Regions from separate parts of the Homo sapiens genome. Here region 2 is linked to region 1. A link is a loop called in an ENCODE intact Hi-C map of the cell type or tissue named here. Cell type or tissue: gastrocnemius medialis. All regions are shown on one strand.

Evidence for each region. A loop is a pair of places that touch in the nucleus more often than their neighbours do. Peaks named below come from ENCODE experiments on the same cell type or tissue, not always from the same donor. Only the 100,000 strongest peaks of a DNase experiment are listed, where the experiment ranks them.
Region 2: a loop joins it to region 1, with 4 times the contacts of the local background. A loop is called at or near these places in 4 of 110 quality-filtered maps.

Annotation. Positions count from the first base shown.
Region 1 is chr15:54,292,750-54,297,749 of GRCh38, forward strand. UNC13C (unc-13 homolog C) reads left to right here. Exons shown (of 33, transcript NM_001080534.3): 11 at 1,146-1,315. Among named protein-coding and RNA genes, the nearest start is that of UNC13C, 320 kb to the left of the region's middle. In gastrocnemius medialis, no CTCF peak of the experiment used is centred here; no DNase peak of the experiment used is centred here.
Region 2 is chr15:53,960,558-53,965,557 of GRCh38, forward strand. It overlaps a transcript of UNC13C not described here. Among named protein-coding and RNA genes, the nearest start is that of UNC13C, 15 kb to the right of the region's middle. In gastrocnemius medialis, a CTCF peak has its summit at 2,581 (motif pointing right); no DNase peak of the experiment used is centred here.

The DNA.
Region 1 (5,000 bases):
AGAATGTTATATGTAAGTATCTGTGGTTGTATTGATGACAAAAATGCTGCTGTGGTTTGTTGCCTATATTCATAATTGAAAATATAAAGATGATCTCTTCCTCTCTCTATATATTATAAAATATGTTTTATACATATATCTATATTAATTATAGATAATATATAGATTATATATAGAGATAGATATCTATATCTATCTATATAGATTATATAGATAATGCATATATAATATGTATATTCTCCTTATATGTGTGTGTGTATATACATATATAATATATGTATTTTAATCCAAGTTCAAGAATGCTCAGAACTCATCCATGAACCCTGAGATAAAGCACCTGTGCTAGAGGAAATCATGTACAGGATACACAGAAAGCAAAGAGTTGATTGCAACTAAATGGTTCAATAAGTTGCAGGAAAAGTGATATACATCAGTTTACTTGCAGATTCCTAAAGATTGATTGGTTAACAGGCAAAGAAGCCTAGGGAAGAGTGTATACAAAAACCACAGTGTCAGAAAAGACCATAATATGTGTAGGCAATACTAAGTAGCTTGCCTCAACAAAAGAGGGTGAAGAAAACCTGGAAATTAACGATGGACTAGAATGCACAGTTTGTTCTTTAAATCAGAAGGATTTTGCTCTAATTCTACTTGATTTAATAATATCTTATGTGCTTACTGGGATTTTTAGTTTTTCAAGTCCTTCAGAAAACTATTATTGTCATTTTGTAGTCTGTGAAGTCCACATTCTCAACACCCATTGCAATAAAATTAGCTTTATTTTTATGGTGAAGAATTTTCCAAGCATGGATATTTTTATCAAGATAACTATTGTCAATAGGAAATATGGCATAAGTGAAAATATCACAAGCAAAGATTTCTTACCCATATTTGATTATATCTAAATCAGTTAAAGGAAATAGGATGGAATGGGATTTGATTTTCCCTTATTAACATTATTTAGCTTTTCTTCAGTATAGTTGCATTATGTGCCTGCAACATCCCATGGATAGATGAAATGGGTTATCTCATTTATTATGTAGTATATTATGCCTTTCTAGAATAGATAGAAAATAAAGTACTAACATCAAATGGAATTTAGAGCAGTTTTCAATTGTTGTTAACTTATCCACATTTATTTTCAGTGAGTGTCATAACTCCACAGATCGAATCAAAGTCAGAGTATGGGATGAAGATGATGATATTAAATCCAGAGTCAAGCAACATTTCAAAAAGGAGTCAGATGATTTTCTGGGACAAACAATTGTAGAAGTGAGGACCTTGAGTGGAGAAATGGATGTCTGGTACAACTTAGGTGATTTTTTTTTTTATCTACTTGAAAACGAGTTAAATAAAACCCCTGAATACCTGTGGCATGTATTACATTCCCATATAAGTAAAAATAACCAATGCCTTTCCAGGACATTCTGTTGAACTTTAGATGATTCATTTCATTGACAAGAAAAGGCTATTCTTTTTTCAATACTGTTGAAAGACTTTGGTAAATTTGAGGTGAAAGGAGAAATCCCTTTCCAAGAACTACCTAGATGTCTTTTAGAGAAAAATGTTATTGCATTCTTAATTTTTAATGTATGAAATACAGCTTCACAAACCCTTGCCAAATACATGCGAAACAAATAACCTATTATTTAATGCTATTTGACTTATTTCCTTCTTGTCCATTAATGAAATTTTGGCAATGAAGGAAAAATGTATTTTGAATTGCTTTCAAATGACGGTATAACAGTAGGCTTTAGTTGACAAAGTCAAGTAAACATGTGAACTCATGCAGACTCTCTTGATGAAGATACTGAGAAGGTGATTAATTGGAATGATTTAAAAAATTATTATGGAACCAGAAATTAAATAAGGTAAGTTTTAATTTAACTTTTACTAGAATAAAATAATAACATAGAATTTTCTGTGGTGATTTAATAGTAGTAAAATATATGGGTCACCTCAGTTTCTGCAAAGGCACGATCTGAAGATGTCTTAATCATATCCTATAAAGTGTTTTAATTAAACTTTTGAGGGCTGGCTGGATATGAATTAAAGAGTTGACACATTCCTTGGGTTACAAAGAGTTACCACTTAGGATACCAACATATGTTAACAAATTAAAAAGTGCTTTTGACTTTAAAAAAATCTGCATACTTTTAGTAATGAAATAATTGACAAATGGAGGTCACATTGAATTCACAAAACTCTAGATTATAGAATAATTCAATGAAAGAGATATTTAATTTATCTGAACACAGATGATTCAAGTTAAACTAAGAACTAATTATTAAAACTATCTTAAGAAATCTTCCTTAAAGAAGATTTGTACTCTTATGTATTGGAGTAGAATTTTTACCTCTGCTATAATGAGCCACCCCCCAAAGCTTGTTTTAACTATTAAATGACTTCGTATATGAAAATAGAATTACTAACTGAGGGTAAATTTCAGGCCATTAACTCTGTGGAACATTCACAAATTATTTCTTTATGAAAGAGGTTTATCTTTATATGGACTTCTTTTCTGTAATACGTTAACATATTCTTGGGTCGAGGCAGTAAAGTTGTAATTCAGAACAGAAATTTCTCCAATGTATTCTTTTAACAAAACATATATGAGTACCTGGCACAGTGGCTCACACCTGTAATCCCAACATTTTGGGAGGTGGAGGAGGGAGGATTGCTTAAGGCCAGGAGTTTGAGTTCAGACTGGACAACATAGTGAGACCCATCTCTACCAAAAATTTAAAAAATATTAGCCAAGCATGGTGCCATGTGCCTGTAGTCCCAGCTACTCTGGAGGCTGAGGCAGGAGGATCACTCGAATCCAGGACACTGAGGCTGCAGTGGACTAAAAGATTATGCCACTGCATCCCAGCCTGGGTCACAGAGTGAGACCTTGTAAAAAAAAAATAAATACATAAGAAGAAGAACAAAAAGAAAAACCATGTACCAGACTATATTCAGAACTTGCTGAGGAATTTGAATATGCTGCTATTAGTAAAATCAGCCATCTAGCTCTTATGCTGAAACTGTCCTTCAGTCTATGAGATGAAAATGTGATGAAACGCAATATTGTAAGTCTTTACCTACCCACCCTCAGTAGTTTTTTGCCCTCATTGCTGATGTTTAACCTTTGAGAGTGTGTACAGGTTTTACCTTTTTTAGCTTTGTGTAAAATCCCTAAATACATTCTATCCAAACAAATAACCTATTTCTATTCTTGATACAACCCTCCTTATCACTTAAAATTCATTCCACTACACAAAGGAAGTTTTGACTGAAAGCCTTTGGTGTCCAAGCAGAGCCTGCTTCCCAAAGATCCTTAGGGATGATGACAGTTAAAAATCAAAGAACCAATAAAGCTCCCCTGGATTTCTGGAAAGAGGTGTGTGACCAAAAAAGACCCTAGGTCTTGCATTTCTCTTGGCCCCAGCAGAGAATTTTTATTTTTATTTATTTATTTATTTTTGAGACGGAGTCTCGCTCTATCCCCCAGGCTGGAGGGCAGTGTCGCGATCTTGGCTCACTGCAAGCTCCGCCTCCCAGGTTCACACCATTCTGCTGCCTCAGCCTCCCGAGTAGCTGGGACTACAGGCGCCTGCAACCACGGCCGGCTAATTTTTTTTTTTTTTTATTTTTTTTTATTTTTTAGTGGAGACGGGGTTTCACCGTGTTAGCCAGAATGGTCTCGATCTCCTGACCTCGTGATCCTCCCGCCTCGGCCTCCCAAAATGCTGGGATTACAGGCGTGAGCCATCGCGCCGGGCCCAGCAGAGAATTTTAATATTTCTTGAGAATCAACTCCCTCTCAACCAGTAGGAAAATCGCTTATGATCCTGGCACTTAGAAGGGAAGAATCTTTGCAACACAAATGACGATTAAAGAATAACAGTGAAAAGTCAGCAGACATTCCACAAGAGGGAAGTCATCTTCATGGTTTAACTGTACCTTATACGGCTAAAGATACAGCTATGTTTAGAAAGAGGGCCAATTTAAAGTCCTCCGCACTGACTTTGTGTCACTTACCTAAATCCTATTTTCATTTGTGAAATGGGTCAGATTGCCTCTGTGTTTTGTATCTGAAATGGGTCTTGAACTTAGGACCCTCCACTACAATCACAGCCTAGATTATGCCTCTATTTATCGCAAAGCTATTGCTCAGTTTATACCGAACACGTACGCACGCACATTTTATGGCTAAATTGACTATATGTTGTTTCCATTCAAATAAACAGTCCAGCACTTATAAGTTAGCCTAGGGTATAGACTGTAGGTCTTTATAAATCACTGACAATGAAAACTATTAACATTTTGTTATAAACCAGAACTTTGGCTCATCTTTTCAAGTACAAAGAGAAGAAACCAAGTAGTGACAGCTTTCAGATAAAATAATTTCCTATTTATACACCGTTTTTCTTGATTTTGATTGCCAAATAACTTATTTAATTTCATTGTATAAACTGATCAAATACACAGAAATATATGAGAATTGCAGGGTCTTCTGATTAGTTTTTTTATTTGGAATATCTGTAAGACGCTTGATAATTACAATACCACAATAGGCAAATATTTTTAATTGTATTTAGGGGAATCATAGTTACTTTTTTTGCATTTTTAAATAGAGACAGGGTCTCACTCTGTTAGACAAGGTGAAGTGCCCTGGTGTGATCATAGCTTAGTATAACCTCAAACTCCTGAGTTCAAGAGATCCTCCTGCCTCAGCCTCCTAATTAGCTAAGACTGCAGGCAAGCACCAACACACCTGCCTAATTAAAAAAAAAAAATGTAGAGACTAGATCTTGCTATGTTGCCTAGGCTGGTCTCAAACTCCTAGCATTAAGTGGTCCTCCCACCTTGGCTTCCCAAAACACTGAGATTATAGGCAAGAGCTACCACATATGGCCTCATCATGGTTACTTAATAAGCAGCTCTGACTCAGAAAAATAGCTTTTAGCTACTTAAGCCGTTTTTTTGTTTTTTTGTTTTTTAGCTTTTGAGAG
Region 2 (5,000 bases), 330 kb before region 1:
ATTATTTGGAATTTCTATGAACACACAACACAAAGTAAGAATGTGATCTGGAAATGACCCAGAGGACTCATTAAATAGTAACTAACCACTCTGACAACCTAGATCCCAAAGTAGAGTGCTTTTGGAGGGTGGAGCATCATTTGGTCAGTTTTATCAGTTTTTATAGTCAGTCCTTTCATATCCATGTCAATAAATCCTAGCATCTAATCAAGTTACATGTGATAGATACTCCCATCTTCTCTGCAGCCAACTTGTTACCCTCATCCCAACTATGCACATATTAAGTTACTGTCCCCCACCACATAGCTTTCCTGATTTTATATATCACAGACACAAAATATAATGAAGTATTATAAATTATTCTTAGGTAATGGATGAGTTATAAACTTCTTTTTAAAAAGTCTCAAAATTGTTTGCTCTGTGTATGTGTGTTTGTATATGTTTGTGTGTATGTGTGTATTCCTGCACCTAAAATGGATAGAGGGGCAAAATTCAACTTTTGAGCAACTGCCTATTTTTTGATGGTTCCTAGGTTTTCCATCCTTATGCTTTCCTTCATCCCTGAGGTTTTGCTGCAGCCAGTAGTCAGTGAACAATTTCCGGAGCTCTCTGGGGGCACTCCAGCCAATACAGCATGGCCCAGCAGGGGGATATCTGTTTCTCCCAAGGCTTGCCCACTGGCACAGCACCGGACCATGAAGCCCCTGAGCCTTGGTGCTCTTATTCCTTTGCTGGGGGACTCTGCTGGGGCAGCCCTCCTCTCTGAATTGCTTCACCTCTCAGGAAGTTACTTTGTTTGCAAAGAGGGCTACAGAAGCTGGTGTTCTAGATCTTTTGTCTGAAAGACACTGCCCTTAATTTGTCTTCATGAGGAGGGATGAATGTACACACTGTCATTATGATTCTTTTGTCAGTGGGGCCTTGGATGCATGGTGCACAGTGGTTAAGAGCGGGCTAGAATCAGCAAGGGCAGCATAGAGTGGTTAACAGTTTAGAAACTGTTTGAATCTTGATTTTCTTACTGTGTGACCTCTCTAAGCCTTCATCTCCCTAACAGTAAAACAGAAAAAATGAGGTTGCTGAGAGCATGTTAAATTGGTTAATATATGTCCATGCCAGGAAAAAAGTAGTTTTTAGCCATTGAATAATATTACTGCTGTAACAACACAGACATTCCTGAAAAGCCTTGTAACTGGTTTCCTATTTACCACACACATATGAGATAATTCACCAAATACAAATATGTACAGTAGCAGAATAACCTGCATTGTAAATGGCACATCAGCATGAGAAATCTACAAACCTACTTCTTAGTGTCAAAAATTTGGGGGAAAAAGAAGGCAGAGAAATTACAAACTCCTTCTCTACTCTTCACTTATTCTTCTTTCTTATCTTTAATGTCTTTCTTCATTTCTTCACTTCTGATTTTATTATCAAATTTTAGGAGTTACTGAGTTAATGCGTTATGTTTTCTTTAAGAGATAGCTCCTCTCTATCTCCATCAAATAGCATGAAATTTGAGGCTTGTGTACTATCAAATTGTTTGCATTATTTTTAATCCATGACATTGATGATAGCTATAATATAATCTCAGATTCCTGATTCCTGCTTGTATTTTGTTTAAACTCTACTGCCTATTTAATATCTGACACTGCTAAGCATTTTGCTGGCTTACAGAATATCATTTTTCATGCTAATAACTTTAATGAAAATATCAGACAAATATATAAATCATTATATGTGAAATAGAAGAGTCAGCACAGACTTAAATACACTAATTTGCTAACCATGTTTAGATATTATTATTTTCAAATACTGGTGATATTTGAGTAAATATTTTGATATTCACTCTCATTATACGGTTATGATTTCTTTCAAGTATATTATTTGAAATTATTTTATTTTCATGTGTGAGTATGTGTGTGTACTTATTATATTCCAGTTCCACCCCTGTTCTTGCAGCACACATGGCTGATTGCATAATCATATCAATAGAAAAAATATGATTCCCTTAGCCCTAATAGATGCTGTACCAAACAGTGACAGTCCACCTGTCTCAAGAAAGAGACAAACTTATAAGATGCTGACTGTTCCATTTAAGCATTGCCATGCTCATCAGATAACTGGCTGCAAAAATGAATACTGCATTATTAAAGAGAAGAGAGGAATAGACTGGAGCAAATGCCATGGTTTTTAGTGACTTTCTTTTTCTTCAGACATAAATAGAATCACAGAGGTAAGCCTCTGCTCTAATTAATTCTCTCCTTGGTTACACTGTGAGCCTTCCCTTCACTGCCCTCATCAGAACCACCTGAAGGGAATAACTAATAAGAGTTCATCTGTCATCCTTTGTACATGATAAAATTCAGACTGCTTAGAAATCAAAGGTGCCAAGTTATGCCCACCTGCAAAGAAATCATAATAGAGAATATTTATGTAGCTTTCTCGACTGCATGATTTTTTCACATTACCTTACAGAGGTCAGGAAGCTGATTCTGCTGTCCTAAATTTAAACTACAGAAGGTAGGGTATGTTTTAATGACCCTTCAGCTGGGCACAAATTAGACACGCCAGCAGAGGGCGAGCATTAGCCATAAGAAAGGCTGAGGTTTACATTATGGTTTATAGAGGCAAACTCTCCCCCACTTACACTCACACAATTATTTTGGGGGCCTTATTTTAAAAGGTTTCTGTTACATGAAGACCCTCAACTTCTGTCTTCACAGCCTACCAAACTTATACTGAGACTTTTGTTATAAAAACATTTTCAGGTTTAGGGAAGACAGACTGTCACAATGAAATTCATTAAGCTTTGAAATAAATCAAGCCTGCCTGGGTTTGAACCCTTGGAAGTTGTGTGACCTGAAGCAAATTTCTTGACTTCTCTGAGCTTCAGTTTCCTCATTAGTAAAATAGAGATGAAAAGGGTACCTGCCTCATTGTGTTGTTGAGATACCCATATGGGACAATACACGTGTAAAGGATTTAGCTCAGTATCAGCCACAGGGTGAAATTCTGATAAGTATTATCTATCGTTAATTCTCAGTACAAATCCTGGGAAACAGTAGACACTGAAAAATAATAATAATGTGTATAAGAGGAGCCCTGCTAAGAGTGGATTTGGGAAGGCTTGTTAAAGATGAGTCTGCAGAACTGAAGGATGAGATGCTCAAGGAAGACATGCATATTTCATTAAGAAGAGGTGAAACCTACAAGAGTGAGGAACCAATGGCTGACATTCATGGTTCACAAACTTAAAATGACTAAGAAATTATCAGGGGAATTGAGTGCTGCACATGGAAATGGAAATAAAACAGGCTGGATGGTTTTATATCCAGAAACATAATTTAGTCAAGCAATTGTGTCAGGATAGAGGGATTTTCTACATCTATTTTAGCACCCAAGTTCTTTCTGGCAGGATTTGGGGAAGAACACATATTTTGGAATTTGGCAAATCACAAACAGGCCCATCTGTCTGGAAAGAAATGGTCTTTACCCATTTTTTTTTTCCAGCTTGAAACATGAAAGATGTGATTCTAGAAGCAAAAATGGGTTACAATTTTAGGAAATAAAATCAGTAAGGACCAACATCTTTACAGAGTAGGAGTACTGACAAATCTCATGGGAAGAACTATATCTACCTTTTCATTCTAAATGGTGTATGCAGGGGCTACTAAATCAAACAGCTTGACTAAGTGGGTTTGAAAGAGAATTAACAATTTTGCAGAGATGTTCATCTACTTGCTGAAAAGAGTTGGTATGATTGATCTGTCTCCCTAAATCCTGAATACTGTATGGAAGTAGGCTCTTAAATCTAAGAATTACACTTAGTACAAACACTATATTTTTACAGCTACTTGCACAGAGCTATCCCTATGGGTGTCAACCAAAAGTAGATAAAATGGTCTTTCTTCAAATAATTACTGGGTAGCCAATATTTTTCTATACTCTAAGGACATGTAATATACCTCTATAAGGTGAAATATTAGGTTGTAATGGCAAAAACTGCAATTACTTTTGCACCAACCTAATAAATTCTAAAGAGATGTTCAGGTATTCTTCTGTGGTATTTAAATACACATCTAAATAAAACAGGCCTTAGTACCTACCCGAGCCAGAAATCTATCCATGAAACAAAGACTATTAAAGATGATATATGAAATGCCACATTTAAAAAACACTCCAAGTAATGTTTTAAAAATAGCATGTCATCTAAAGCCAGATGAAGATTTGAAAACACACAAGACAATTTAGAATCTTTTGGCACTTTGGAGGATCTGACAGCAGCTAGTGTCGCTGGAGGGAAGAGGTAGCACATCTCGAAGCCACGTTAGCCACAGTCATACATGTACATTACATGTATACTAACAAGACATAGCCTGCCCCAAGATACACATCTTTTAGGTAAGAAAATACAATTGTTCAGAAAAACAATGTTAATGATTCTATAAGTTTTCTTCTCTGATTATACTAATAAGTCCAAAACAAGTTTTTATTTATAATAGTTTAGAAACATTTGGTGCATTACACTCACACAGGCAACACAGCACAAAATAACTGGTTCCTTCACAATGTATTAGGCATAAGACGATGTGAACTATGTTTTATTATGTAAAATTTTTAATGTAAAAAGTAGGCAAATTATTATAATGAACACTTACGTGCCTATCAACTGGTTTCAGTGATTATCAACCCATGACCCTTCAATCATTTATAACCCTCTCTTCCCCTCCTCAGCTCGTATTAATTTCAAATCTCATACATCATATCATTTTACCCTTAAACATTTGAACTCTTTTTAAACACAGCCTTCAGTACAATTACTTCATATATTCACAATGATTCTCTAATACTGAATATCAATTTGGATGTTTAAATTTACAATTATCTCACAAAGAGCTCTCTCCTTTTAATCAGAATCCAAATAATATTTAAATGTTGAATTTATTTATGTCCTTTCAGTGCACTTTCTTTTTTTTCCCTTATTTATTTATTTATTT